3 separate regions of the Mus musculus genome follow, and regions 1 and 2 are each linked to region 3. Evidence: chromatin loops called from intact Hi-C (ENCODE). Cell type or tissue: left cerebral cortex. All regions are shown on one strand. Links, peaks and the distances in the headings refer to the core of each region. The heading gives the core; the rest is flanking DNA.

Region 1 (10,527 bases), core at 882-8,881, 440 kb before region 3:
ACAGAGGATTTTAATGACAATGGTTGTAAGCAGAAGAAATTCACTCCAAGTATATCGTCAATCCACGTGCAACTATTTAACCTTCCATGGCAATCAATAAGAATTACGTTCTTTTTATATCTTAAAACCTCCTAATGAACAACAATATGAACTAACCACTATCTCCAGAGCTCCCTGGGACCAAACCACCAACCAAAGAAAACACGTGGAGGGACCCATGGCTCCAGCTGCATATGTAGCATAGGATGGCCTAGTCAGACATCAATGGGAGGAGAGGCCCTCGGTCCTGTGAAGGCTCAATGCTCCAGTATAGGGGAATTCCAGGGCCAGGAAATGGGTGAGTTGGTGAGCAGGGGGGAGGGGTAAGGGGTAGGAAGTTTTAGGAGGGGAAGCTAGGAAAGGGGATAACATTTGAAATGCAAATAAAGAAAATAACTAATAAAAGAAAAAAGAAAAAAAACTCCTAATGAACTTTTGAAAGCACTTTGATTCTTTGCATGAGATTGGAAATTTGTCTTCAATGTCAATATGTTTAGAATGTCAGTATCTTTCGTGGTTTAATTTTGAGAGGATGCAAGCAAAACCTGCAGTTTGTTTATTTTGTGGTACCGCTTCTCAGGTTTGACCCTGCGTTTAAATCACCCGGGGGCTTCTTAGCTAAGACACAGGACTCTGAGTCTCCCTCTGAGGGTTTCTGAATCTGCAGATCTGGGGTGGAACCTAAGCGATCACGGTTCAGATCATCAGTAATGCTGACCGAGTGGTCCAGGGAATGCTTTGGGAAAACCACCTCAGTGGGTCTATGTCTCCAGACCAACTAAGCCAGAAAGACACAAAACCCCATGAAGTGTGGGTGTGGGAGGGTGTACTGTTGTGTAGCAGTCTCCTCTGAGATTAAAAAAATCTTCCATTTGGTAGGGAAGGAAGCTCATTAAAGAAGTGGGATGTTAGAAAGTAAAGCAGGAAGATGTTACAGCAGAGGCGAAACATTCCATCCCATAAAGAAGCTTGCTAAGGATGCGGGGCATTCTGTGGGGAAGTAAAATATTATATTTTCTGCAGAGAAGCTATTTAAGCTTAGGAAGCAACCAATGCAGGCATACAGGAAGTCCTTGAAGCTGAGAGTCACTAGGTCCCCCAGTTTCCTGCCCAAGTATGTAAAAGCAATAAGGACTGACAGAACACTCTCAGACAAGCTCAGCTGCTTAGAAGAGACTCAGAACAGCTGAGGTACCTGGAAAGGAAACTCTCCAACCTGTTAAGCTGCCTTGCCTGTAGGTTGTGCAGTGTGTTCTAGGTTTTCAACTGTTGTGAGCTGTCATGCGTGCCGGGGTGAACTTTTGGTGATTAAGCTGTCTTGGAGCCATTTCTGCTCCTGTAAGAAGCCCTTCCCCCCGCCCCCCCATCCCCGTTCCTATAAGTAACCCCACTAACCTGGTTTGCCAAGTTGGACCTTAATGGTATCCATACTTTGATCTGTCATTGGTTCCCTACCTGGAGACATTTGTTCACACGACATGTATACAACAACCTAAGGTCGCGCACAAGTTCAGAAAGACGAGTCCCAGCTCTAAGCAAAGATCCCTGGGGCAGCAAGAATCATAGAGGTGAGAGGAGCCGCCTGCCAATGAGGACACAGAAGCGGATGAAAGGTATCACATCTGGACCCTTCTGCCTTGTTTCACTTAGTCGCCAAGCCATTCTGAAGACAGCTCCACCTCTGGCCAGCTGTGACTGGAAAGTATGAGAGGGTACTTGGGGTCAGAAAGATCAGAGAGCCCTCAAATGCAGTCTAAAGGATCTATATGGGTTTTAATAACCAGTAAAGTTTCTGTAGTGGAAAGGGAAAGGGTCCAGTGAAGACTCGGTAAGTACTTTAATAAACAGCCAAAGGCGTCAACATACACACTTGACTGGACAGAGGGAGGGTGACAGCTACATGCGAACGCTGAGATCCGACTGCGCAGTGAAAGCCTGGGGTGGGGGTGGGGTAGACACAACACAAAGCAAGAGGAGGGAACAAGTGGGAAATGGCAGAAAACCTGGTGAGTTGCTTGAGTGCCAGCCAGTGGAGGGAGGGGATGCTGGGGTTGGGGGGAGGGGCTCGCTGAGGCTATCCAACTGGGTAAGAGGTGGGTGGATTTGGTTAAACCAGCCTCCAGTATTTCCAGTGACGACACAGTATCTGAGTTGACTGCTTTGGGGGCCGGAGGGATGAAAGAGTCTGTTTTTGGCAGTTCTTAAACGTTCCCTAATCTTATAGGGTCAGGATTCCAATTCTGAATTCCCATTTGTGTTCAAACCCATTTAAAATCTTTAAGAAGTGGTTTCCTGATTTAAAGAAGGGAAAGATGTATCTTTTCTAAGTTATTCAAAAAGTTTAAGTCCTTCTTAGACATCAAACAAGTCTTAAGAAATAATATTTTGATGATTTAAGTAAAATTAAGGAAAACACGTGGATTGAATTTCCTTTCAAATGCACACGGTATTTTTAAAGCAGGGGGATAAGCATGCTCCGGGAACTGAATTTGCTCTTTTCCCAAACCCAGAATGGCTCAAACCTTCAAACATTCATAATACAACAAGGCTTGCCCTCATAATGCAACCAGACTCGCCCTGCCCTGGTTGCTGTGCTATTGAATATCAGAATTTTCATGCCACTTCACTTCTATGGTCAATGAATCACAGCATAGGTTTCTACAAGACACAATATTTATAGACTGTTTTGACATGTGTGTCTGCGCAATCAGGTAATGCAGCTGAATCCATCGCAGGCTTGGAGGAAGGTTCCAATATCCATCCAAGAAAGCCCTCCGTCTGCAGCCACCTGTGAAGGTGGTTTTCAGATTTGATGAGACCGTATTCTCAGGAAAACCTTCCTGCTCCCTGAAGAACTACAGAGAAGTTGGCTAGCAGGCCAGCTATGATACCTGGCCACCAAGCTACAGCTACATTCTCTCTCTCTCTCTCTCTCTGAGAAAGAGATCAAAAGAAGAAGAGAGAGGAGGGAGGGAGGGGGAATAGGGAGGGAAGAGGGAGGGAAGGAGGGAGGGAGAGAGTGCTACATGGCTTCTGGGTCACTCTATCTTGAATTTCTGGTTTTCTTCTACACCAGCTCTTCACCCTTGTTTAAAACCCTGGCATCCCCAAATCTCATCTTACCTTTCTTTATTCTAAATCTCCACTTCCCTGGTTCTTCCACTGTACAGGTTCAAATGCCAGCTGATGGTCTGTAAAAAATAAAAATAAAAAAAATTAAGTAACAATATTCTGTTCATTACATAAGCAGACTATCACTTTCTTCGTCCCCTAAGAGCAGAAGGAACTTAGGACAGCACCCTTGTTATTGGCCAGAGAAGAGTTTTCCTGTGGGTTCTAGGAGGTCAGTAGCCAAGCCAGCATTAATTTCCTACTTGTTTTGTTATTTTTACCCCGTTACACTACACAGGCTCCCGGACACACCTGCTTTTTACAAGTAACTGCATGTCTCTCAGGCAACTGTCCTTTTCTTTAAAACACAAAGAAACTATTTTCCAGACTAATAGCTCATTCTTTGTTCTCAGCTTTCTGTCTAAAATGTTTATGGTCAGTCTTCCCGGAGAACACGGTGAGCAAGAGAGCTAATGTTGGTAAGAAGAGCAGCCCCATCGTGTTAATATCATATTTCATAGTTCTCTATTGCTGACTCAACTACTGTGAGAGAACAGACCTCATCCCCACCATCAGACTAAGATTCTGAAATGATTTGTAAGGAAACACAGTTTTTGTGGGGTTTTTTGTTTTGTTTTGTTTATATTTTTTTAAATATTTTTATGTATTTTCCTCAATTACATTTCCAATGCTATCCCAAAGGTCCCCCATACCCTCCTCCCCACTCCCCTACCCACCCATTCCCACTTTTTGGCTCTGGCGTTCCCCTGTACTGGGGCATATAAAGTTTGCATGTCCAATGGGCCTCTCTTTCCAGTGATGGCCAACTAGGCCATCTTTTGATACATATGCAGCTAGAGTCAAGAGCTCCGGGGTACTGGTTAGTTCATAATGTTGTTCCACCTACAGGGTTGCAGATCTCTTTAGCTCCTTGGATACTTTCTCTAGCTCCTCCACTGGGGACCCTGTGATCTATCCAATAGCTGAATGTGAGCATCCACTTATGTGTTTGCTAGGCCCTGGCCTAGTCTCACAAGAGACAGCTATATCAGGGTCCTTTCAGCAAACTCTTGCTAGTGTATGCAATGGTGTCGTCGTTTGGAGGCTGATTATGGGATGGATACCTGGATATGGCAGTCTCTGGATGGTCCATCCTTTTGTCTCAGCTCCAAACTTTGTCTCTGTAACTCCTTCCATGGGTGATTGTTTCCAATTCTAAGAAGGGGCAAAGTGTCCACACTTTGGTCTTCGTTCTTCTTCAGTTTCATGTGTTTTGCAAATTGTATCCCTGGGAACACTTGTCAGTGTTTTGATTTTCACAACTGGGGCACCTACCACTGGCATCTAATGAGAAGAGGCAAGGGGGGCTGCTAAGCACCCGGAAATTCACTGGACAACTCCCCAAGACAGAGAATTATCTAACCCAATGGCCACAGAGCCAGGTTTAAGAAGGGCACTGTATGCACTCATTCAAGGATTTCAGTCCACCCCAGGTTTGGATTTAACAGACCCTGTGCCTTGATGCATCAAATCAACGCCCACTGTGTGTCGTGTGCTGTACTAGGCTCTGCTGCATCATTTTTGATCTGATCATCTTCTGGTCTGGATACTAGAAATGTATATTTCAGCTTCTGTAATCTTGCGAAGTTATAGGCACAGTCAACAAGAGAGCATTCAGCCAGAGGTGTCCCTGAGCACGCTCTGTTACAGGCATTACAGACAAATCTGTACTCGTTGGAAAACAAGACATGCCTCATCTATTCCTGGGATCAACAAAAGCCATTTGGCCTTGGTGGAGGACTTGCAAAGATGAATGCAATGTCTGTGCCCTGAAGTCATCCAAGAACAACTAGACAGGCATCTGCAGGGATTCTTTGCAATGTGAAAAATGGCCACATGGTTTCCTATGTTGTTGTTGTTTCTGTTATTCTGCCAAGAAAAAGTAAATTCTGTTATAAATATTTCAAAAAAAAAAAGGAAAAAAAAAAAAAACCCTTCACTACCACGTCTTCTTCAGTTCACTAAATGTCATCGCTTTGGAGTGGGTGCTACCCCAGACATGTCACAGCTTCTTTTATCAGTGTTATTTCTGCTTTGAAGACATTCCTTTAATTTAAGTCAGTAGGACTGGGTTGTATTAAACCATTGGAAAGGTTCTGGGTTTGCAGACTGATAGTAAAGCCATCGAAAAGCAAATGGCTCTTCCGCTTCCGGGAAATCTAATTAACTGTTGTGTGAAGAAAAAAAAAGTGTGTTCTGGTGTGGTATATAATGGAAAGACGAGAACAAATATTAGGTTTCTGTTGTCCCATAAACTCTTTGAACTCTGGAGAATGTGAGAAAAAATACCTCCCTAAGCTAGAGGTTCTGGAAGCAAGGAGATAAAGAACAGCAAATACCCCCTCATGATTGCCCCAGATTCTCCACATCGTAAAAAACACATCCAATCAAAGGAAGACTTCCTACACAGGCCCAGGTAGTAGAGCCCTCCTGTCAGGTGACAAATTTTGCATCTGAGGGCTTCTTTTTCTCAGTGATCCCCTATGAAATCCTCAAGTGAGGCTTCATTTGGGGGGAGAATTTCTGAACGCCTTCCAGGCCCATCCCCCACTCCCACCACTTCACACTCCCTCTAGCCTGGTAACTGAATCCCACCACAAGATGGCGGTCATAGTTTATCTTTCTTGTATAAGTGCCTACCTTGCAACGCTCAGTGGTGGTGTCATAGAGATCTCTTTGGGGTTGTAGTGAGCCTAAAATGTGCATTGCTACTATGTAAACCAGAAAAGGGGGTAGGGGGAATAAGTGTTTGTTATGCAAACACAGGTACCAGAATAGTTCTCTTCTAACTAGAGAATGGCTTAGAAATAGGTTGGGTAAGTGAAACTAGAAGCCCTTGGGTGACATTGATATTTTTATAGGAAATATTACCACTGACTGATATCACATCCTTTACAAACTAGTATTGTGTGGCTTGTCACGTTTCTGACATCCTCCCCTCCAGTTGAGAAGCAGTCAGGAGGGAGAAGCCTTGTGTAACTTTGTTCTGAGCTGATTGATAATCCCACCCGGCATATTTATCTCTCCCAGTCCTTTCTCACCGGAACTCTGTGTTAAAGGAAAAGAGACTATCTACTTTTCTACCCACATACGTTCATGGGGAACTCCTCAGTAAATCCAAATCTCTCCCCTCCTTCTGCTTGGAGAATCAATTATCACTGGGTTTTTCTTTTCTTTTCAAGTAAGTTGAGTTTTATCATTTAAAAGATACACAAACCTCAGTCCTTCACAGAAACAGGGCATGTCCTGTCTCGCTAGCACAGTCTGGTCTCTCTAGTTCCTCTTAATAAACTACAGCACTGAGATTTTTTTTAATATATTTTATTAAGTATTTTCTTCATTTACATTTCAAATGCTATCCCAAAATTCCGCTATACCCTACCCCCGACTCCCCTACCCACCCACTCCCACTTCTTGGCCCTAGCATTCCCCTGTACTGAGGCATATAAAGTTTGCAATACCAAAGGGCCACTCTTCCCATTGATGGTCAACTAGGCCATCTTCTGCTACATATGCAGCTAGAGACACAGCTCTGGGGGTACTGGTTAGTTCATATTGTTGTTCCACCTATAGGGTTGCAGACCCCTTTAGCTCCTTGGGTACTTTCTCTAGCTCATCCATTGGGGGCCCTTTGTTCCATCCAATAGCTGGCTGTGAGCATCCACTTCTGTGTTTGCTAGGCCCTGGCACAGCCTCACAAGAGACAGCTATATCTGAGTCCTTTCAGCAAAATCTAGCTGGTGTATGCAATGAACACTGAGATGTTAAATAGCGTCTTTGATTTAACTGGCCAACAGACGTCAGGAACATGGTGAACCTTCAGCTACAGTGTTTTCAAGTAGGCAGCATCCCATTCATACCCCGTCTGGGCTTTCCTCGTGATGCGGCTTGCTCTAGCTGTGGTTGTGAGATCCGTGCATCTGTCTGGGTACAGCTGCTTGCATATATTCAGCGGGCAGTCATGGAACCTGGCAAGGCCTCTGGCTCTAGTTGAGCGAACCCATCAGAGAGATAGTAAAACAACAATATTGAACTACTAATTAACCTTTAGAGCCATCATATAAGCAACAGTTTCCACTGAAAGATGTAGAACGTCACATTTACGGACAAGACAATAGGCTTAAAAAGAAAACATGAATGAGGCCAGTGTGGTCTACCAAGCAAGTTCCAGAACAGCCATGGCTCTTACATGGGAAAGCCTTGTCTTGAAAAAATGCAGAGAGAGAGGGAGAGGGAGCAACTTTCAATGTGGTGTGGATTTTCTATTAGAGATGAAATTCCATGAGACTTTCTCTGTGATGACTGATAAGCAAGTGCAGATAAGACAATGTTGTTAAGTAGACAGTTGTCATAGCTTATTATTGCACATATTTTCTTTGCAAGCCTATATTTCCTCCCACAACAGGCTGGAGACTTTCTGTTCCACAACCCTGAGATGCCAACATGGAACATTGCATCTGCACAATGGCAGTGATTGCTAAAAGCTTGCTCTCCCAACACAGCAAGCTACTTGAAAGAGCTTCTATCACTTGAAAAAAATTTCAAAGCTGGACAAAATACATGTGCGTGTTATACACACACACACACACATCATTTATCCCATATATTAAGAGAATGCAGACTGAAGCAATAATGGAATGAGTTGTAACCCTCATGTGTCATTATTTAAGTGCTTATTTAAATATTAAGTCTTGAGAAAGTAAAAACATATTTAAAGAGATTGATTCATTTTGACAATACCCATCAAAACACAAAATGTGCAAACTATTTAATGCAGTAATCCTCTGTGTGTGTGTGTGTTGCATATGCTTTCAAGTTGTACCTCCCAATCATGCCCTTCACTGAGAAGCTACACTCCCAGTCCTGCCTATTCCATTTAAAGAACCCACATGGGGATAAAAATCTCACAAGGTACATAAAAATAGGAGTCTCGATAAGACGTCATTTATGTATTAGTTACTTCTCACATTACTGTGGCAAAAGGCTTGACCAAAGCAATGGAAGGAAGAAAAAAAGGATGGAAGAAAAAAGGATAGAAGGGAGGGAGGGAGGGAGGGAGGGAAGGAAGGAAGAAAGGAAGGAAGGAAGGAAGGAAGGAAGGAAGGAAGGAAGGAAGGAAGGAAGGAAGGAAGGAGAAAGAATAACAGTTTGAGAGCATAATTCATCATAGTAGAGAAGTCCTGGCTGCAGAGACTTGACGTACCTGGTGCTTGGGTCTGCAGTTAGTAAGCAGAGAGACATGAATGCTGGCAATTGGTTCTTTTGGGGGGGGCAGTCTTGGACCAGCCCACAGGATGGTACTGACCATATTCTATCATCTAATTAGTATAACTTAAATAATCCTTCACAGGCATGTCCAAAGCTTGTCCCTTTAGGTGACTCCTCATTCTGTTAAAGTTGACTATCTCAGTTGACCATCACAGCTTATAATGGGAGGAGAGATAAAATATCCATTAACAGGAGAAATAAATTATGCTCTATCCATAATGGAAAGTCCAAGGTGAAATTTAAAAAATGGAGACTTTGCATCTGTCTTGAAAGATGTCACCTATTAAGGACTTAATTGCAAATATACCACTTTCCTTTGTTTGCTTTTTTTTTTTTTTATAGATGAGTGCATACTTATAAAGGAGACCTTATAGAAAGATGTCTGGGTTTGAACAAAAGAAAGGAACAAGCCATACAATTTCAAGCTAGGTGTGCTTTCCTCCTGAAGAGGCCTAATGGCATGAGTGCAGTAGGCTCTCTACACTGTGTAGTGACCAAGGCTCTCTCTTCTATATTGCATTTAAAAAAAAGAAAGAAAAAGAAGAAAGGAAGGAAAGAAAGAAAGAGAGAGAGAGACAGAGAGAGAGAGAAAGAAAGAAAGAAAGAAAGAAAGAAAGAAAGAAAGAAAGAAAGAGAGAGAAAGAAGAGAGTAAGGAGAGAAAGAAAGAGAGAAAGAGAGAGAGAGAGAGAGATGTACACATATAAACACAATTATCCTGGTCTTTCTCTGTTTTTCTCCCCCTCCCTCCAATCCATGTCCCAGCTAATGTTGATTTTGATGTGCCTTTCACATTAGCCGTGTTCAACTTGGCAGTGTGATGAGGAATACTAATGCCGGAATAAAAATGGTTGGATAAGTGAACAAAGACAGGAAATCAGGATTTGTTTTGGGTTTTAGTTCACCCGTTTAAAGATTTGGTTATCTTTATTTCGTGTGTCAGAGCGTTCTGTCGGCGTGTATGTGTGTAAGTTGCATGACTATCCAGTGCCCTCAGAGGTCAGAAGAAATGAGGTCCTCAGGAACTGAAATCACTGGCAGTTGTAAGCCACCCCTGAATGCTGGGTCCCCTGCAAGAGCAGGATGCCCCTAACCACTGAGCCATCTCTCCACCCCTTGTTTTTGTTTTTGTTTCCTTAGCTTGGGAAGATTCCCAAAGTGTTAGGTAAAGGTGGTTTTGTTATTGTTTTGCTTTGTCTTGTTTTCTTTTCTTTGGGCTATGCTAGGTAAGCATTCTACCTCTAAGCCACACCCCATTCATGAAGGTAAGTTTTATTATTCATCCATGGGGGAAGAGGATGAGGTATTTGTGACATAATAAGAAAGTGTGAAAGACAAACAACAAAATCAGTGCTGGAGTTGATCTGAAAACAAAATCAATGCTGGAATTGATCTGAAAACAGCATTTTAGGCAATTACATCTCTTGCCAATTGCAGTGGGTTGCCCCATACCCATGAGTATATGGTCAGTACAAATTGAATTTGATTAAAAACGAAACATATAAGCTGGAGAGATGGCTCAGCAGTTACAAAGCACAGACTGCTCTTCCAAAGGTCCTGAGTTCAATTCCCAACAACAACATTGTAGCTCACAACCATCTGTAATGGGATCTGATGCCCTCTTCTGGTGTGTCTCAAGACAGAGACGGTATACTCATAAATAAAATAAACAAATCCTTTTTTAAAAATGAAGCATATCTAAGACATGCTAACATGAACCACGGAAAACTCAGCTCACCAGGCCTCAACCCTAAACAAAGAACTACAGGCAACTAAGGAATCAGGTGAGCAGGAGAAATAGTCTTCCCCAGGGAAGAGCACACCAATTGGTTATCTAATATCAAATGGTCAGCCCTGGAAATTACATGTAAGTGATAGTACTCCAGCTAATCAGACTGTATTGATATATCTGTGAATATATGCATACATGCATGCATATATGTGTAACAACAAGTAAAGAAAAAGAGGCTATAAATTTGAAAGAGCATGGGTGACAAGTAAAGGGTGGGTTGGGGGGAGGAAATGGGGGAACTGATATAACTACACTACAA
Region 2 (10,527 bases), core at 988-8,987, 54 kb before region 3:
CTTGGGTTGGCAGATGGGCTCCTAAGGCGTTGCAGGTCTGAGTCTATGCCCACCATAACCTTTGCTGTGTCAAACGGCATGAGAGGAAGGAGAAGGAATCATAGGATTTCTCAGATCCACCCTTTGTCACAGAGCACAACACACTTGTTCTCCCATAGATTTATTTTTACAAGACTCTCTGTGTAATTTGATGTTAGCTGACTGGTGAATGGCAATTCCTGGACCTATTTCTTATTTTGATCTTCCCTAAAAGTGGATTGCATACCATAACAGATTTCTGGCTATGCCTCACATTCAGCTTGCTAGATTACAGAGCTCTACACTACAAGCCAGTTGCTCTCAGACAACCCGAAGAATAGGCTTTGGCTGTTTTGGGTCTATTTTCTCTGCTTATCTAAATTTGCCAGCCCTAATGCAGTTCACTGGACCCCTCTCAGCTCCCCAAACACAGAGGATTCTCTGACTCAGCAACATATAAGGCAACAGACATAGTTAATCTACAGGGACAGAATTATGACACACACACACACACACACACACACACACACACACACACACACACTATTTCTCAAAAACAGTGGCTTCTATTTTCAACTTTATCTGGTTTGCACAATGGACAAGGTGCCCAGTTAGGTGCTGGGCATGAGAAAGTAGCAGCAATAGTGAGTCCAACATGGTCACCATTGGCCTGTGGCGCTGTGGCAGCACTCTGGCTTCACAGGACAACACTCAGATGTTGAGGCCGATGCAAATTCTTGGGCCTTAAGCGGGAGACAAATATGGCAAGCCACGAGCTGCTCGGCTGCCAGCAGATGGTGCCAATGGCACCGTCCAGATCCAGCAGTATTCCAGGGGTATTCCTGTCAGCAGTTTGTCATCTGGCAACATCAAGGAGCCACAATGGAAAGAAACACTGGGAGGAACTGTTGAATAGGAAAGCATGGCAAATCAGGGTCGGGGTGGAGGCAGGAGGTTTGCCAACTTCTGAGCAACACATGTGACCGAGGAGCCCAGGTAACATAGGCTTCTGAAACCAAGGGGCCATGTTGTCAGCCTTGAGGACAGAATTTCTTTCCCTGCTGGTAACTCAGTCAGGAGCCTTGTATCCTGACAGCTTAAAAAAAAAAAAGACCTTAGAAGGAGGCTTGCAGGTAGCATGGGGCAAGAAAAGCTAAGTGATATACCATCCTGATGAATTTTAGCCCAAACCCTGCATAGGACCAATTGAACTCAATTTAAAGCCCGTGAAAGCCAAGTCTGGAGATCAACACAACAAACATAAAGAGTACACCAGCGAGGAAGGTACAAAAAGTCCCAGACTATATGTCCCACAGAATTGTTCGTGTGGCCTGGGGTCCTCATCATCTCACAGTTAGTTGAAGCCACTAATTATCAATCATGGAAAGAGGAGTAGTCACAATTCTCAGGGGAGGCCCAGTAATATCTAGGGATGGTAGTGGCTGCCACGATGTGGGGGAAAGGCTATGGGGGAGAGGGTTCTAGTGGGTCCAGACCAGTGTTATTGCTACAAATTCCACAGGGAGATCGCCCCTTCCCCTCAATAAAGAACACTCCAGCCCTCAAAACCAAAACAATGTTAAGGCTGAGAGATCATTAATCAAAACTCGAAGAACAAAGGCCATGGGAGTAATTCAGGTCTTGTGGAGTGGCAGGGGCCATCAGGATCTCCACTGAAGTGATGGGATTAAGGGTCTGTACTGGAAGAGGAGACAGCGCGGAGCAAGCAGTAGAGCCATCGGTGGTTCCCACCCTCTGGCCCCTTTTGTTCAAAGTGAATAATCAACATATATCAGGAGAGCCAAGCCAAACCAGACGGTGACTCCTACAGCAAGAAAACGGCTACCATCTACCACACAGTCACTGCTTCCGGCTAGCGGACAACAGAAATGACTTTGAACAAGCCTTACATAGTAATGGAAGGGACTGGTAGATACTGCGTAGGTCAAGTCAGACGACTTGAAAGAAAAGAAGGCAGTGCGGCACTGATATCGTCCACGTGACTAATTTAATAAGAGAGGGACGGCGAAATACAAAGCCATCGCAGGTAAGGACAACGTTTGGTTAATTTAAAAACAATACACAGTTAGAATAAAGGCTTTGTTGATTAGCTTCCTCTTAATCATCTAGGGTGAGCTGAGTCTCCATTGTCCCAGTACAAGACGATGCTTGAAGCCTCCCACACAATGGGCTTCGACAGGCCATGCACAACCATGGCAGATGCTCACGACTGGCAGACTGTTTTTCTACCGTGTCTGCTCCCCAAGTTGCTTCATGACTCTCACGGCAATCATACTTGCTCTTATCACTAAGTAGCTTAATTAATGTGATGCCAGCAGATGAAATATGAACTTGAGAAGATAATGTCTATTTCTATGAAAAATTAAATGGAAGGTATTCAAAGAACGCAACGAAGCCAACGCATTAAAAACAAACTACTATTGAATTAGACTTCAGAAAGACATTTTCCAAAACTGATAAAGGACTGGAAGAGAAGATTGCTTTGAGCATGTTTATCTCTTGGTTTTATTTTAAAGGGACAGAAAGCCCAACACAAGAGGAGAATGGCCACGGTCTATACAGTATTAGAAACAGAACACAGAGCTCACATCCGTGGTCAAACCCTGAAGAAAACCCCTTGACCCAGTATGGAAAACATTAGTATTATTTGTATGTTTAAATTAAAAATAACTTCCCATTTTAACTAATTCTTTTCTTTTTCTATTTTCTCCAATGCTGGGGAAGAAACCCAGGGCGTTACTGATTGAACTTAGGGCGCCATACTCTCAGTTGCACCCACACTTGACTAACTGTTCAGCTATCAGTTGAGAGGAGGCCAGTGGGCTGCCGTGTGCTCACAGCTCAGGACTGCCAAGTACACTTCTCCTTGTGTCTGAATCAAAAGCTTTTTCGGAGGGGAAGTCATTAACACTCGCGGCAGTCTGATGTTCAGGGTGCTATACGAAAACATGTCCACTGTCAGAATCAATACTCGTGTCTGTCACCTCAAATCCTTTGGTGGAGGGAAGTCCAAGGACATGGAATTAAAACACACACACACACACACACACACACACACACACACACACACACACACATACACACACAGTCCCACAGATGAATACTGCTTTAGTAAACGTTTAATTATCCTGAATGAATCTGAAATAGTCTTTTCTTCTCTTCTCTTTTCTTTTCTTTTCTTTTCTTTTCTTTTCTTTTCTTTTCTTTTCTTTTCTTTTCTTTCTTTTGTTTTTGAGACAGGGTTTCTCTGTGTAACCCTGGTTGTCCTGGAACTCACAGAGATCTGCTTGCCTCTGCCTCTTGAGTGCTGGGATTAAAGCTGTGTACCACTACTGCCTGGCCTTGAAAGGGGACTTTCTAACTAGAACTTATGCCTGTTTTGGGGAGCCGAGGAACAGAAAGAGAACCATAAAGACCACATATCAATGAGGAAAACTGCTGTGTGTGTGTGTTTTAAACCAATGGTTTGCATCAGCATGTTCCACACTTAGAATTCTTTAGGTAACAGGGGATTTTAGTGCTTTCTATTATTTCAAAATGACCACATTTCCTTAAAAGCTTCTCATATTGACATTTCCATTTGCATAGTGATGATTCTATGATATGGCTTGAAATTTTAACCTGTCAAATGCCAGTACAAGAAAATACCTGTTTGTACATAGTATCAGTTTTTAAAAGTGCACGCATGGTGGGTACCAATATGATGGAAACTTCCGTTAACGCAAAGCGATACATCAGGCTATGTGCTCACAAATGTTATCTTCGAAGGAGGAGTTATCTGAAAGCTTGTCTTTATCCCATTTAAGCATAAAGGACTTGGGATTTTCGAAACAGATTTGCAAACTCTGGGTGTCCACTTTTAATCTACTCTTTCACGTAAAAAGAGAAAGAGAGAAAAAAAAGCGGCTCTGGAGAAATCTGTATTTGAGAAATGCATTCTTTTTTATTTGACTCGCAGCTTTTCATCCAGACCGACAACACCCATAAGTTGCACGTTTCTTAGCAGTTAAATGAAAAAAGGGTTTTCATCAAACATCTGGGAAATCTGAAATCTCTTGCAGCTGCTGGAATACTTGTATCTGACTTCTTATACGTCGCCACAGATGGCCGACTTGCAGCAACCTGGCCACAGGCTGCGCTGCTCTCTGGTGCCCTTCAGCTGGGAACTGAGAGTCCCAGGAAGTAACAGTAACAGAAAGCATCATGCTTTAGGCTGGGGTTTGCTTGGTCAGGGCAGGGCTGATGACCTGGCAATCCTCAGGACACTTCCCACCCAGCCTAAGGGAAGCAAAGGCTATGGCCGATGAAGCAGAAGAGACTGAGAAGAGACTGAGCACAGAGGTGGAAAGAGACTGGAGCTGAGACAGCTCTTCGCACTCTAACAAATTAAGTTACTAAGGCAAGGAATTATTTCAAGCACCAAAAGACACAACTTATTACCTAGCACTTATGAAAGACGTGAAAAGCGGTTGTCTAAATGAGCAAAATTTCTTTGCAGGCAAGACAATGGGAAGGGAGGGGTTGCTTCTGCTTCTCGCGGCTTTTATGAAGCCTTACAAATGAGACACACAGTCCAGGTTAAAGAAACGCATTTGTGCTGCATCATAGATGCTTAAAAATAGTCCAATATCTGCACAAAGCATAGAAGAGCTCTCTGGAAGAACCACGAACCCCTTGCACACCCAATATTCCCCCTCTCCGTTTCCTCCCATCTGCCAGCTGGGTTTCATTTTAAGAATTTCACACTGAATATAAAGTGCTATTTTGACCATGTGGCTCCAGAAATGTGAATTTATAGTCTATTCAGCTTGCACGGAAGTGATTGACAGAGAAAGGATTAACCAACTGGATGTCAGGATGCAGTGATTTTTCCAGGTTACCTACTTACTTACACGTGAGGCTAGCGAGAAGGATGGCTTCCCAGCAGGGGAGTTGCTTCTTACTGAACTACTGAGTGACCACTATGCCTTGGAACTCTTTTCTCTGTGTTGGTACACACCGCATTCATCTATTTTCACATCTGTGAAATGGGAATACTAAAGTCTTTCTTAGACACCCCTTGCAGCAAGGCCCATTTGCTCACAGACTGAATCTAGAATTATTGGTCTCGTAGTTTAAGAACAAAGTCATTAAAAGGTATGCATGGGTGTGTATACCTTCCTGCATGTGTATCTGGCTTTTGGGGGTAGGGGGTGGGGAGAAGACTGAAGAGAATGGCCACGGAGAAAAGGACAGACAGACAGACTTAATATTTCCTTACTGTAATCTTAGTCTTTGGGCTAATGATATCTCATAAACATGGAAAATTTTCTCTGCACACAGTATTCCAGAGATAGCTGGGAAGGTTGGAACATCTAGAAATATCTCAAATATCATTGCCATGGAAGCTCTTTCACAGAAGGCAGCCCTCCCCCCTTTCTTTAAAAGTTACCCATCTTGCTTTAGACTTCTCAATACCCACAGGAGGTATCACCACAGACAAGATGACTGCTCTGTTTGTGAGTACTGTGGGAAAAGGGATGCGACCATTGCCTTCTGAGAAAGGTATGCAGCACGGATTCTCAACCTGTGGGTTCCAACCCCTTTGGGAGTCAAACCACCCTTTCACAGGGGTCCCATATCAGATATACAGCATATCAGATATTACATTATCATATATAATAGTAGCAAAATTATAGCTATGAAGCAGCAATTAAAATAGTTTTATTGGGGGGGGGGGTCACCACAACATGAAGAACTGTACTAAAGGGTCACAGCAGCATTAGGGAGGCTGAGAACCGCTGGTATAGAGGATGACTCACACTTGATACTGGAGCCAGTCTCCAAACTAATAAACCTTTCTACACTTGTATTAGACACACAAATTTGAAATAGGAAGAAACATGACATCATCAGAAAATATCCACTTCTCATATCCTATCAAGTCTGGCCAGGTTCAGGACTTGGAGGGCTCTGGGTGCAGGTGGGTCTTTGAGTTTTATGATATTCTGAAGTGCAAACTACATAAGCCCTCCCTTCTGTCATGTCAAAATAAACACGCATGCTACAATCCGCTGTAATAAGGGGGACTTTCTCCTCCTTGCCATTAAATGTAAATATGGCTTTGATCAAGAACTCACTAACTTTATACCTGTAAGTCTGGCATATTCTGTGAACAGTTAGAGAAACCGGGCGAGCAGACCAAAGTGCAGAGGTTACCGCATCAAACTCATAACTTTGGGTTGCAACTTTGCAGAGCAAATAGAGAGAGGAAATTATGAACATTTCTTTATATGCTTCTAGACTACTGGACTTGAGACATGTGCCCATACTTCTTATACCTCAAAAAACATACTGAAGTAAAAATATATTTTCAAATATACCAAAGAGTAGGAAGGGGATTAAAGGAAAAAAAAAAAAAAAAGCACCCTACAGGCAGACATACCCGATGCTCACCCACAGCACAGCAGAAAGATCATTAAATGCATGTTGTCCCCAATGGGAAAGCAATAGCCGATAGCTCTCCACAACGGTATCTACTCGTGACAGAAACATCTGTGGATGATTTTAAATCATCTTAGTTAAGAAACATGGGCTTTTATCTTATATAAACGTTTTGGGAATTTAAATTTTAGGGCAACCAAGAGTATTTAAAGCACAATAGCGTGCCCATTTCTGGAAGGTGGGAGACCTTTCAGGCAATTCCAAATCCCTCAGGATTCTTCTGTCCTCAAGCAGGAAGTGACACCCCCCCCCAGCCTCTGATCTGTCAGACTGCCTTTTGCAAGGAGGGAGGTTGAGAGAAGATCACTCAAAGGGATCGTTCTTCATAGGGTGTTGCATGGTCTTCTTATGACGTCAGGTTCAGCCTGCCGGAGGCTACACAGTCTCTTTACTCCATGGCGTTTTAATGCTAGGATCTTAATGAATTCTCTTCAGTTCAGAGTGACACCACTATGAATTCCCACCAGAAATACATACAAGTTGCAGTTGTCGTGCGTCCCATCACTATCTAGAGTCAGGCTTTTAAACCCCTACCCACGCTAATACATAGTGTGCGTTGGTATGCGCTTGCATTTCTCTGATGACGACTGACAGTGAGCATCTTCTCGTTTGCTTATTGGCCAAGTGATACAACACCATGCCTACTGATTTCAGTGATGTTCAGTTTGTCGAGTTTCTCCCCACTATGGCTTACGTCTGATATCGAGTCTAACAATATTTTGTGCCTAACTAACAAATGACCCCAAACTACACTGAACGTGGGATTTTGTTATTAGATTACTCAGTATTTCCCATGGGGATAAAAACTGTGAGAATTGTGCTTTTATTTTCCTTTGAAGACAAATCTACCATCTTTTCCTATAAAGAGAAGAACACCAGAGATCATGATTCTTTGGCTTTTTTATTTCCCCCAGATTCAGGGCACTAAAGTCAACTGGAGCAGCGATGGACCTTCCAGAGTTGGTGTTATTATAATGTCTTTCCTGGGCTAGGAATATGGGTCCATGGGAAAGCAGAGCCTAGGAAGCAGGGCCCCTAGGTTTAGTGTCCAGTAAAACATACACACACACACACACACACACACACACACACACACACACACGGGGGTGGAGGGTAGGGATATGTGTTATGCCCTGATCTTTTGTTTTGATTTTTGGTTACTATTTTCTTATGAAGTCATTTGCATGTCTTTGTAGAAAGAAGCAGTGGGCCAGGCAGACATGAGCAGGGCAGCATCTCTGCCTGGGGTCGAGCACTAGTACATGGTCACAGCTTTGCTGGCCATAACCACATAACAGAGCACACCAAGCCCTCCTCCCCACCCCCACCCACCGGCCGAGGCTTGTCTTAAGATAGCCCTACTATTTTAGAGGCTTAAAAGTGTTTGACAAAATTCTCACTGTGGAGTAATGATTCTAGTCTTAAAAGAGGCATTTCAATGTAAGAAACTCAATTGAAATGTATTTTAAGAATAGGTGCTTACATATCACAGAAAGGAAAAATGAATCTTAGAGCAAAGCACTTTTAGCAAATCTAGCAGGTTGATCAATTGCCTTGCTATTTGAAGCGAATGATGCTTGGGATGGCTTTGCGTCAGATGTGAGTCTTCTCTTCTGTGGATCAGTTTGCACCTCCTCCTTAGAGTTGTAGGGAAATGGGATTTTAACTGAACTACCCAGTTCTATCTTCTACATATCAGAGGTCACTGGGCATGTTAATTAACACCACACAACCAACTCTAGCAACACTCCAAAATCATCTTCCAAGATGGTGAAGGAAGTCTAAAGGTAGCAACACTAGAGCCCAGTTAGCTGAAGGACTCTGACCAAACTTGATAAGAGAACTAGTGTCTGCCTTTATTCCCTTTCCGCCTTCCTTTCTAAGAAGTCCATTGGGAAATGTCTCAAGCCTAAACACCAGTGCTATATATTAAGACTTAAAACAATATACAAATGCATGGATCCTCACGTCCATTCATGAAGAAGATGCTACTCTCATTTCAGAAGGACTCCGAGGCCTAGCGAGGTTAAAGACTCTATCAAAATTATAAATGCAAGAGATGAGATGTGGTGAGTGCATAGTCGGTCTGCATGGGACATGCTAATAGTCCCAACAATAAAGCAGTGGGTCTCAGTCAAAGAGCAATGATTACACACAGCAAAAGAGAGCCCATCTCATTGTACCAGCCTGTAAGACTAGCATTTGAGAGGTGGAGGCAGAAAGGGGTGGCTTTCAAAGCAAGCTTCAACGAGCTTAGGGCTAGCCTACGCTACATGAAGCTGTCTCTAAAAGCAGAAAGTGAAACGACAGCACACGACTTCAGGTATCTTAATAACAATGGAAGGAGGCCTAGCCTCCATGTCCAAAACAAAAACCAACCCAGGTCAGCAAGCCGTCGCTGAGAGTATTCCACAGAAGCTGCTGTACCTTGGGGCCTCTTCATTACAATCACTGAGGCAACAGGCAACACTAGACACTCTAGGACCTAACTCCTGTGACATGGTCTGGGTTCATTGGTGGCTGCCCATAAATGACATGAGTCGCCAAGAGGCCAGAAATCGTTCGAAGGTTGTGGACCCCTGGGTGACTTGGATTTAATGCTAGATGCCCTCCAGAAAGCTTACAACCCAGCAGGGAAGAAATCCGAATAAATCCAAACCCCTGGCCCTTACGTTTTAGTGGTGGAAGACAGACAACACACATAGGAAAAATCCAGTAAAATACCATCTGGTATGTTAATCAATGATGGAAAGGACTTGAAAGATGAGCCACAGGTCTATACTATACAACAGGGTGGCCATCTTTCACGAAGTTCTTGCGCTTCTAATGTTCCAGCCACGTGGAGTACAGTCAATCCCTCAAATCTAACTGTTTTCATCAACCCTGTGTCCTCTGTTTTAGGGCCCTCTCCCTGACTGCCTGCGGGTGGCAGTCCACTGTCATTGTTAACTGGGTCAGAGGTCAAGTCATCTATACTCAATTCCCGCTTCACCGCTTACTAGATGCTTGATGTTGGGTATGTTCCTTAGCTGCTCTAAGCCTTTGGTTCTAAGTTAGGGCATAATAATAATTATTATAATACCTAAAAATAAAAGAATAATACCTACTTTCCAGAGTTCATCTGCAGGTATATAAAGTGCTTAGACCAGTGCTGGCACTTTCCCCATCCTCCGTCAACACTACAAGAAACAGTCTTGCTAAAGACCCAACTCCAATGCCACTGATTGTCAACATTCCCTGGAGGGAAACTTCCAATAGACGCAAATAAATAAATAAATAAATAATAAAGGAAAGACAGAGACTCTGACCTCCCATGACTGGCAATCTAACTTGGGAAGCAAGCACTAAGGAAAACATCTCTAGCCCAAAAGCTTCTGTCCTACCACTCAGGGGCCCAGCGTCCCAGAGTACTTGCTATTCTCCCCAGTATACCATGATTAATTTTTGTGCCTCAGTTGCTACTTACCCAACAGGCCCATTCAGGAACCTCTTTCTGCCCCCTTTCTTTGACGTCCCTTGCCTCAAGCACGGATGGCTTACTCAGCCCATGTCTACACCTCCTTTGATTCTTTTTCCATCCCCCTACTGGGACGTGCATTTTCCAGAATGAAGGCAGATTTTGGGTCTCAGAGAGATTTCACAAACCATGCCCGCTCACTCTCTTGGCTCACCCCACATCTGGAGCAGGGCCCGTGTGGACCAGATGCGCAGTGAGGGCTCACTGAACCAGCTACTAAGAAGAAGAGGCAAGGACTGTAGTCCTCTCTTCTCTGTCCTTCCCTTGCTCTTTGGACAAAGATGGTAGAGCACAGAACTAGTCACACCAAGCTCCAGCAAGGCAAGGCATCCTTACAAACAGGCAGGACATCTCTCTCTCTATTTATTCAGTCTGCTGAGATCCTCGCTATGTACCAGGCCCTGTGCTCTGGGCAGACAACCAGGCTCAAACGGACTTCTGGGCTGCCAGGGCACAGGATGAAACCCTGGGAAGTGGGCTGCACGTGT
Region 3 (10,527 bases), core at 927-8,926:
ACATCGACGCTGATGGAACTTAAGATGTCTGGTTCACTGTTGGAGTTAGTGACTCAGCCTGTGCTTTGGTGGGCACAGACCATTTCAGGCTACTGTACCTGCAGAATTGATTAAAGTCTGTCTGAATTCTCAGAAGGTCCCTAATGAGCATCATGCATGTACTCACAAGTTACAAAACAAAAACAACAAACACCCACCCACCAACACCTTCTAGCTGCTGCTTCTTCTTCTTTTTTTTTTTTTTTTTAAGATTTATTTTATTTATATGAGTACACTGTCATTGTCTTCAGACACACCAGAAGAGGGCATGGGATCCCCTTACAGATATTTGTGAGCCACCATGTAGTTGCTGGGATTTGAACTCAGGACCTCTGGAAAAGCAGTTAGTGCTCTTAACCACTGAGCCATCTCTCCAGCCTGACCTTCCAGCTTCTTTACTAAAAGGAGGTGAAACCTTCTTCCCTTTTCCTTCTACCTGGAAAGATATCCAGCCACAAGTGATAACATCAGCAGTATGGGAGGTCACCTGCTTGTGGATCTCAGAGGTCACGAAGGAACTACTCAAAAGCAGACACTGGGAGTGCTGGGAGGTCACCAATAATCTCCGATCCAGCCTACATATAGAATCCTTTTGGCCAGATGGTGGTGGCACACACCTTTAATCCCTGCACTGGAGAGGTAGAGGCAGATGGATCTCTGTGTTTGAGGCCAGCCTGGTCTACGAAGCAAGTTCCGAGACAGCCAGGGCTACAGAGAGAAATAAAAACAATCGTCACAATAGTAAATGCAATCCCCTTTCTTCTGTCTACAAGCCCAGTACTGTTTAATCTTTGCTCCACACCAGTTCCCAAGTAAAAACAAGGAACGAGGCAGAGAGAAAGCTAGCCTGAGAGATCCACTAGCAGCTTCCAGTGAGTCACCAGAGACACCCCAAGTCCCAGCCACCTGGAACTCAATGTGGTGAAGTGCCCATTGCTGGGCAGGGCTCTTTTCATAGTCTGACCATGCATTCAGAGAGAGCTGGCTGCAAACAAAGCCCCTGCTGAGAGTTTCTCCTTGTTCCATTATATTCCTGATGATTTCATGATGATCCCAGCTTTCAGGGACACCCAAATCCTTGGTTGGTGCTGCATTCGCCCATCACACAGGCCACCCCAAGACACAGCACTCTCAGGGCTGTGAAATGCCCCCGGTGTCTAATTCTATTCTTTCTCATCTGAACAGCTTCACTCTCTAAAAGAGGCCAGGAGCATCTATGCTCACGGGTGTGGCAACACTGAGTGTCTTATTGAGAAAGAGTTTGAAAACGAAAAGAATGGAAGGGAAAGTGTCTACATGACCCCGCTGGGAAAGGACTTAAGCCAGCTGAGACACAAGCAGCCACAGGGCCTGCAGGTGGGTGGGGAATGGAACATGTTGACCTGCCCTGCCCACGGCTGCTGATAGGTCTAGGAACATCAGTCCAGCTGTTTGGCCAGAATCCCTGGCTCTGTATAGGTTGTCTGGCTGTGGAGCTCAAATAATAAAAATGGTAAAAAGCATACTAAAAGGCCACACCTTTCTGTCAAGAAGGCTTACCTACTACCACACCGAAGAGTCAGTGTCCCGGACTTAGACTGTGTGTGATCATATATGCAGGAAAGAAGCAGACTGCTTTATTCCACCATTCCTCACAGACCAGGAGTTGAGCACTCTTCTTGTCCTATGTCCTGGGCTAAGGTAGCAGAAATAGAACACAGGAGGAGGGCAGGGGCAGGTCACAGAGGGAGGGCCGCTCGCGCTGTGCCAAAAAATGTGAACTTTTATACTTTGGGACATGAGGAGCCACTGCACAATTTGAAGAAGGCAACTGCTAAGAGCAGGTTTCCAGTAGGAGGGGGAAAAAGGCTTGGGAAAATGTGGCGGCAACAAGGCTAGCTGGGCAGTCCAAGGCAGCAGACAGGATGACTGGTCCAAGACATTGCTTGATGCATGGAAGTGCCATTGCCAATGGAACTGGACAAATGGGACAAAAGCAAGAACAGCAACAATAACACAGCCACTCAAGACTCTTCTGGTGTTGGGCTGCAGGCGAGGATGGTGGTCCAGCAACATTGGTATTCAGAAAGAAAGCCATGCATACAGGAAAGAGGATGCCAGGTGAAGCAACAGCATGAAAGTGTTACTTATTGCCAGAGCTCTTAGGTCAATTGTTTAGATGGATGATGAACTCAAAGAAGATGATGGACTCTAACAGAAATTAACTTCACACTTTAAAAGTCTCTCCTGGAGCCTTTGGGTCCCATGGTGGCTGGAGAGGGGTGTAAAAAAGATACTTTGTATCTTTCATCTTTAGTGGTCTAAATACTTTGTAAACATGTCCACATGGAGGAAATGAGTAAAGAGAGCATCCGCCTGCCCATGGTAGTAAATACATCTTTTATTATATATGCAACAAATCAAAATTTTATTATTGATAGATTAACAAAATAAATACTGATAAATTCATTATATAAGCACCTGAACCAAAACCAACTACTGCTTCGTTTGTATTATTAATTCAGTTTAGCTGTCTCCTACACGTAGTGGTTTGCCCTATTTAGAGATGATAGGCACCAATAGCTTCATCTGTAAGGTTAATTATTGCTTAACTGGAAAACATTCCCATCAACTCTGTGTCATGAATACCCCGTCTCAGTTTTTATGGAATTATAGATCAATATAATCTCAGAACCTAAGTCCACAGAACTTTGCCAAAATAAACTAACCTGATTGATTGACCCCAATGATAGAGGAGATCATATTTTGGAAGATGCTATCATAAAATATAAGAATTTCAGACCCAGGCTCTTTGATGATGAAATTAGAGACGAAAACGCCTTATCGAGTCACTGGAAGGAAGGCCTGAGAACAATGAATTCCAGCCAGGAGAATCAGGTTCTATGCCCTGCTTCCATCCGTGCCCAGTGTGACCTTGGGCAGGGCCCCCTCACTCCCCACCCTCCCTTTGCTCATTTTCTTCCTCTGTCTCCACGTGGACTTTTAAGAAGTATTTATACTCTTAAGATGAAAGATACAAAGTATGCCACTTAAGTGGAATGTCTGAGTCACTCTACTCAGAATAGGCGGACCGAGCCACCGACCATCCAGAGCACTGACTATCTTTATCTGGGGGGTGGGGGTGGGGGGGTGCTGTTTCCCAGACTCTATGTCAACAAAGGGACCGGGTCACCTGGGCTACCTGTTTCCCAACACTTCAGTGTAAAAAAGGAAAGTGGCAAAAGAAACTTGGGGTGGGGTGGAGTGGGGGTGGTGATAGTGTTGTGACTGAATCCTACAAGTGATCTATATCTCCAGTGAGCATGTCTAAGGCTCAGAGTTTATTACAAATTCAGGAAGGCTTGCAGGTGAATTTGCATTTTTTTTTTTTTAAAAAGAAAAATCACACGGCAGTCATATATTTTCACGTATATTTAAGGTTCTGGGATCTGTATGTGTGAGACGATACCTCAGCCAAGACAGCTATTAGGTTTGCAATGAGAACATGAGTCTTAATGCCCCGGCTGAGGGTGGAAGGCTGACTGGTCAGCAGATGGTCCTGCCTTAGCTGAAACTGTTTTTGCTCCCCCCTTGACCCCCTAATTCACTTGTCACAGCAACTGAACGAAAACTCTGAGGCAAGAAGAATGTTAAAGTCCAGGATTCTTTGAACATTTCAAACATGCTAATTCTATATAGAGAAAGCCCCCCCCCCCATATAGAAAGCTATGAAATTCCCGTCCACAACCACCCAAGATCTAGCTCCTTGCCCAGAAAGGGGATAAGAAAGTGTCTTTATAACAATGTGTCTAAACTCGCCTAAGTGAAGTGTTTTGTAAAACACAAGGTGCTGTCCAAGTAGCAAGTGGTTTAGATTTGTAGGGGTGGAATACTAATTCCCAGAACCACCCAGGCATGGCCACATTAAGGTTCGTCTAGCGCGTGAGTCAGGAGACTGAATTTTACTGTGGGGCTCTTGCCATTTCTTGAGCACTGCTTGTTCTAAGTCAGGTTTTCAGAATAGCACATCTAGAGGTGGGCGACACTGATGTCAACACGAGAAGAAAACATCCTCCGTTACTAACTCTGCCTTTTGCAGCTGATCATTTCCTCCAGCCTCTGCAAGCGTTCCTGCTCCTAGCCTGTACCTCCTTCAATGTCTGTCTTTAGCAGGGACCTACTTGGTCCTGATGCAGCACTGGGGAGAGGGGGGAGTCCTGGGGTGGCCTGATTCTGACACTTCCCTTCACCATGATACCAACAGCGCTTCCTATGGGAAGGATAAGCGCTCAAAATCCACAGAAGTCTCCCGAGAAAGAGAATCCTTCAGAACCTATCTGGCAACTTCGCTTCTTTGGCACAATTTAAAGTACCGATCCTTGCTTCTTTCAACTGTTGTTTTGACTTAACAGTTTATTTCTTTGGACTCAATTGGTTTTACTGCCCGAAATCTGGATTAAAAGAAACAATACCTAAATGGCTGTAGTGTGTGTGTGTGTGTGTGTGTGTGTGTGTGTGTGTTGGGGGGTGGGGGTGGGGGCAAGGAAGGGAGATGTGTAAATGGCCAGAGATGGATGGCAGGGGGTCCCCTAGAACTTTCCAACTTTCTTTTTCTTGAGACAGGACCTTTCTTAAACATGGAGCTAACTGATGAGGCAAGGCTAGCTTAGCTGGCCACTGAGAACCAGGGATCCATGCTTCTGCTTCTCCAAGGCTAGCATTACAGGCCTACATGAACATGACTGACTTTTTAATGCAGGTTTGTAGGATCTGAACTCAGGTTCTCACACCTATGTAGCAATTGTTTTATTAATTGAGCCATCCTCTAAGTTGATCTTACTTTTTCTTTCCCCCGAGCCACCCCCACCTGTCTTATGTATCCCAGGCTGGCCTCAAGCGCTCTATGCCGCCAAGAGTGACCTCGAGCTCCTGGTCTTTCCCCCATCTGCCGAGTGCTAGGACTGCAGGTGTGCACCACCGCCCCTTCCCTGTTTATCGTCCCCACTGCCATTTTGTAATTGTACCAAAGCTCCCCCCTCCCCCCACATCCTGTCTATTTTCTATTTCTCTGTTTCTTGGTAGCTTGAACAATAATACCCAGTCACTCTTCCAGGGAGCATTTGTGCGTTGCCAGGAGCACAGGAAGAACTCAGTTAACGTTTGCTCCTCTTTATGATATTCGCATCACTGTGCTCTCGTTACTTCACAGACGAGGAAAGGATTCATACAACTCACTGCTGGCTAATAGATGCTTCAAGCAGAGGCTTTTCGAAGCTGAAGACCTAATTTTAAGTCACAGTTTTAAGTGCTATACTATGACTACCTAGAATATAAGCATGGTTGCTTTGTACTCTTTAGAAGAAATTTATAGTTAAATGAAAGAGGCGCTGGGTAGAGAGATACTAAGAAGTTATCCAGATCAGGTGCCTCAACTTTACTAAATAAAGTACGGGCATACACACAGTAAGAATTTGACGTGTGTGTGTGTGTGTGTATGTGAAAGAGAGAGAGACAGAGAGACGAGAGACAGACAGAGAGACAGACAGAGAGAGCATGCATCAGTGGTGGGTTTAGATTATAGCAGTGAATCTTTTCTCCTAGAACAAAGATGTGTTTAAGGAAAAGCAAACATGTTATCAAAGTTCTCAAGCATACTGAAGGACCTTCCTAGAATGGCCCTGCACCCTTGGATGTGGGGAATAAGTGGCTGGGTAAACCCACTTATGGAAATGGTGTGGTTTAGACAGGCCAGTTTCTTTTCTCCTTGTGACAAAACATCTGATAAAAAAGTGACTCCAGAAAGGGGAGGTTTATTCTGGTTTATTCTGGTTGAAGGTCCAAGGGTCCAGGTCAGGGAAGTCACAGAGGCAGGAGTGTTTGACAACTGGTCACCCTGCCACCCACAGTAAGGAGACAAGATAAATACAGGTGGCCAGTTCAGTTTCTCCTTTCCACTCAGTCGTGAACCACAGCCCATGGGACAGTGCTGCTCACAGCTAGGGTCACTCTTCCCACTTCAATGAACCTATCCTAGAAGCTCCCTCACCGATGACACAGCAGAGATTGGCCTCCTGGGTGATTCTAGGTCCTGTCAAACTGACAATCAAAACTAAAAACTATAGACCTCAATTGCTCGTCCATCAACCGGTGACGTCATCACGTCAGAAAAGAATCTTCAAGGAGAAGAAACTGTATCCTGGTCTGTGTGTGTGAGATTAGACACTTTTCTGTCCATCATGGTTTTTCTGGTTAACTGTCCTAGTGAAAAATGAGACGAAAGTAGCAGTGACAAGAGTGACAGCTGAGCCAAACGCACGCCTTTCGTCCCAGCACTGCGGAGGCAGAGACAGGCAGAGCTCTATGAGTTCGAGGCTAGCCTGTCCTTAAGAGTGAGAGCCCAGTGTCTGACTCTTTCTGGACACTTGTCAGGCCTCTAGAAGGAGTCTACCAGTAGGGGTTGAAAACGCTCACTCTGCTGAGGTCTTCCGTTTCTAATGCCTTGAGTGACACTGAATATAGTAGCCCTAAGAATCCTTGGGAGAAACCATGAAGCATTTTCCACAGACAGATAAATGGCCTGGATTTTTCTTGTACGAATAAGGAAGGCATTTGAGGCATAAAAACGGACAGGTTTCAGGACTCAGGCAAACAAGCAAGGAAAGAACAACAGGAACCCAGGCCACTGCGGCCGCCGAGGGAAAACCATCAAGTCTTACATTTTTTCAATGCTGCTTGAGCTTGACACGTTCAGATGTTTTATTGGCCCATTTTAATTTCCTTGGGACAAAACATCCAGTTTGTAACGGCCAACTGTTTTAGACGCTGAGTACATGAGAGTCATGTTTGAAGGATGACTGTGTTGTACAGCGGGGGAAACAAGCTCAAGAACCGAATCTCCTGGTCCCCCCCAAACCTAAACTTAGAACCCAGGGCAGCTCATCTCTCCCTGCTTTATACCGGAAGAGATCAATATTCAGCAGAGATGGCTGCATAGGTCACGTTTATCCCAGCACAACAGTCAAGGCACGGCACCTGCTTCTGTGCTCACTGACGGGGAACCAGAGAAAGGCTAGATTCACACAACCGAGACGTCAGCCATAAAGAAGCCATGGGAATGGGGATGGCAGGAGGCCACATCGAGCAAAATGAGACAGACTAACAAAGACACATATCACATTTTCTCTCATAGATGGAGTCTAGATCTAGAAAGAGACTGGGGGTGGTGGTGGTGGTGGTGTGTGTGTGTGTGTGTGTGTGGTGTGGTGTGGTATGTGTGTGTGGGAGTACAAGAGTGTAAAATGATCAATGTATATCAGGTACGAGTATGGAAAAGTCACGAGAAACCCATTACTTTGTTCAATTAATGTACGGTGTGTGTGTGTGTGGCGGGCGGGGAGACAAGAATCGGGTTCCTGAAAAGATGACCTCATGTTTTAGTATTTCTGGGAAGCATGGCTAAGTTATCACAAATGAAAGACTTAATAACCTGTAATCATTCCAGATATACAATGTAACTGTCTTCCCAGTTACAGGATCAGTGGGTCTTGCTGTCTCGGTGCAATGCATGATACCATGTTCATCATAAATAGAGGACAATGGGACACTTCCTGAGAGAGATGATTCTAAGAGCTAAACTCACAGTTGCTAGGGGATTGCTAGGTTCAGGGTTTTTTGAGGTTATTTATTTGTGTGTGTGTGTGTGTGTGTGTGTGTGTGTGTGTGTGTGTGAGAAAAAGACAGGGACAGACAGATGGGCAGAGAGACAGAGAGACATACACAGAGAAAATATATAACATAAAACAAATATATAATTTAAAAAATAAATTGTCTTCAAGATCATTAACGGAGTCAATGCTTTTGGACCTCCAAAGACTTAAGAGGACTTAGCTCTGCACCCTGAACGCACGTCCGGGCTGAGGAGAGTCTCTCTGTCTTCAGTTGGGGAATTCTATCTCTGCAGCAGGTTACGGGAGGCCGCTTAACTTGTGCCATCTCAGCAAACGGTCTTTCTCTTTGAAGACCGCGTCAGGGGAGGTGTGCTCTAGTTCACCCTGCCTTCCTCTAACTGCTCCATCTTCACAATTTGCATTTTATTTTGGACCAGGGCAACTGTAATGGTAAATTGGTCTGCTGTCTTTAATCTGGGACCAGCAGCAAACCATTTTTAATAGCCCTTAATTCCCGGTCTAATGAGATATCTGCATTCAGCAGTGACTGAAACATGTACTGCCGAAGGGTAGGGTGGGTGATTCACAAAGAAGAGACGGAAGAAAGCCATTAGGTAACCTTAGGCAGCCTCTACCAGGCTCAGGATGACGCCCCAGAGAACAGCTTCTAGGACCAGTTCCTTCCATTGTCTGTAGGATGTAACCACTGGCCTTTCTCATGGCTGTGCATCACCCCAAGTCCACCCCCACCCAGTTCTCTCCCAGCTCCCAAATATTTGGTCCTAGCGGCCCACAAACACTCACTCACGTATTTAGAGAAATGATAGCAAGAAAAGACATTGGAACACTGCATTTAAAGAATCTCCATCTTTGCCATAAAAACTGAAAAAAAAAGGGCCTCACAGCCTGGGCCTTCTCCGTTTTTTCCCCTGGCCTCTCTCCAGCTGTTCCACATGTGGAGTTGAGTTTCTCACAGCATGAACAATTGTTCTTGGTGTGATCTTACTTGATGTGCGTGGATTCTGGGCCTTTCCCTTTTACCCTTTCTTGCTCTCCCTTGCTCCCCCCCCCCCCACCTTTCTCTCCCTCACTACAGAAACTCTATTTTGAACATTATGGACACTATATTCTTAAGAGATGCCCTTCAGTTCAATTCAATTAAATCTACGGTGCACAAGAATAATGATAGTGACGAAAGTCTCTCTGGAGGCCTTCAGGTGCACACGGTTGACGCCGTGACGTGGCTTTCCCCCCTTTCCCTGTCTGAGGAACTAATGCTATATCACCTCTGTATCAGCTTCCTCGTTGTAAGAGAGTCAGAGTAGGAGATAACGCTGTAGCTAGGAGCACATGCTGCTCTCCCACAAGACTGCAGCTCCATTCCCAACACCCAAGTCAGGCAGATCCCAGTATGCTGGAACTCCAGCTCTGGGGATCCAAGGCCCTCCCTCTCCTGGCTCATGCATGTGTGCATATACATGCAGTCCTGAATACGTGCATGCATGTAGATGTGCACACACATACTAATATTATATTATAATAATAAATATTAATAAACTAACTTAAAAAATGTTGCTGAATTACTTCCATTTACTTATTTATTTATTTATTTATTTGTGTGTGTGTGTGTGTGTAATTACCCACATAGCTACCAGTGGCTAATTGGCCTTTTCCAATTTCCTGACAAATGTATTCTTTAACCAATTTTTTTGGGTGGGGGCTATGTGTTTTTTTTTTTTAAATCACTGTTAAATCAACAGTAAATTTTTTATTTTATTTTATTTTATTTTAAAGATTGCATTACTCTATGGTAAATTTGCTTATCTCAACTTGAATTCTGACTTTGTAACTTGCTTCTTTGTGGCCAAAATCATTCTCATGATCTCTTCAAGACCCAGAACTGGGAAGAAACTGGGTTTGTAGCTAGGCTACGCTACTTCCTTTAATTACGGGGACTGCCCAGCAACTTTCCTTTGCCCGTGTAGAATCCAGCTCCATTGACAGCAGGGCCCACTCGAGGTCTGTTCTGCTTCCAATGTAAGGGATTTCCCAAGAACAGAACATGAAGTTTAGCTCATCTCCTTACGGAGAATGGCTGGAATACAAACGTTACCTGGACAACTTTAGGAGTGCTCCCAACACTGCAGAAACCAGTGTTAGCCCATGCAACTGTCTACATCAACTGTGCTTGATTATTGTACACTTAAATGTTATACCACCACCAACATGCCCCACCTTCCTGGCCTTTCCACCTTACGAAACAACATTCTTAAACAGAATTCTCCATTTCCCTCACTCTCAGCCTCTGGTAGTCCCCACTCTGATTTCTCTATATGTATTCCTAGATAAGGGGGAATGATAGAAACAGGAGGCCAGAAACTAGGCAGGCTGTCTTAGGGCCAGGGACCTTGATTCTTGTCAGAAACCAGGAATGTCCTTTGCTCTGTCCAGAGATGCCAGAAGCGATTGAGGATCTGGTCTTGGTTTTGGTTTCTTGTCATCTTTCTTGTGCACAGCTGCCTGGGAGCTACAGTGAGGGTGTGACCGTATCTCTAGTCCGGATGACGCCACCATCCAGTTTGCACATTTCAGTTGTTGTGATGAATGGGGCTATGAACACAGGTATACATCACACCTGCTCTTTATCATGGCATTTTCAAACACACACGAACGTAGCATGCATAATATAAATGGACCCATGTTCTCAAGATCAACCCCCAGTCCCAGGTCTCCAGATTCAAGGATGCAGAGATGCCTCAGTCCCTGATGCTCGCTGGTAGGAATGTTCCCGTGTGACTGAGAACTGACCCCCACTGTGACTAGTCTTTGGGTCTCATCATAC

What was found. Hi-C counts contacts between places; a loop is a spot of excess contacts. Peaks named below come from ENCODE experiments on the same cell type or tissue, not always from the same donor. Only the 100,000 strongest peaks of a DNase experiment are listed, where the experiment ranks them.
Region 1: it touches region 3 in a loop (4-fold over the local background); 2 of 42 quality-filtered maps call a loop at or near these places.
Region 2: it touches region 3 in a loop (9-fold over the local background); 3 of 42 quality-filtered maps call a loop at or near these places.

Annotation. Positions count from the first base shown.
Region 1 is chr13:114,518,608-114,529,134 of GRCm38, reverse strand. No RefSeq gene overlaps it. Among named protein-coding and RNA genes, the nearest start is that of Fst, 65 kb to the right of the region's middle. In left cerebral cortex, for the core only: a CTCF peak has its summit at 5,819 (motif pointing right); a DNase peak (open chromatin) is centred at 5,812.
Region 2 is chr13:114,133,348-114,143,874 of GRCm38, reverse strand. All of the region lies in intron 4 of Arl15 (ADP-ribosylation factor-like 15), which reads right to left. The region is part of intron 7 of A430090L17Rik (RIKEN cDNA A430090L17 gene); the gene reads left to right. Among named protein-coding and RNA genes, the nearest start is that of A430090L17Rik, 13 kb to the left of the region's middle. In left cerebral cortex, for the core only: no CTCF peak of the experiment used is centred there; DNase peaks (open chromatin) are centred at 5,431, 6,231, 6,598, 8,136 and 2 more places; H3K4me3 peaks cover 757 bases; H3K27ac peaks cover 1,639 bases.
Region 3 is chr13:114,079,138-114,089,664 of GRCm38, reverse strand. The region is part of intron 4 of Arl15 (ADP-ribosylation factor-like 15); the gene reads right to left. Among named protein-coding and RNA genes, the nearest start is that of A430090L17Rik, 67 kb to the left of the region's middle. In left cerebral cortex, for the core only: no CTCF peak of the experiment used is centred there; DNase peaks (open chromatin) are centred at 950, 3,168 and 4,005.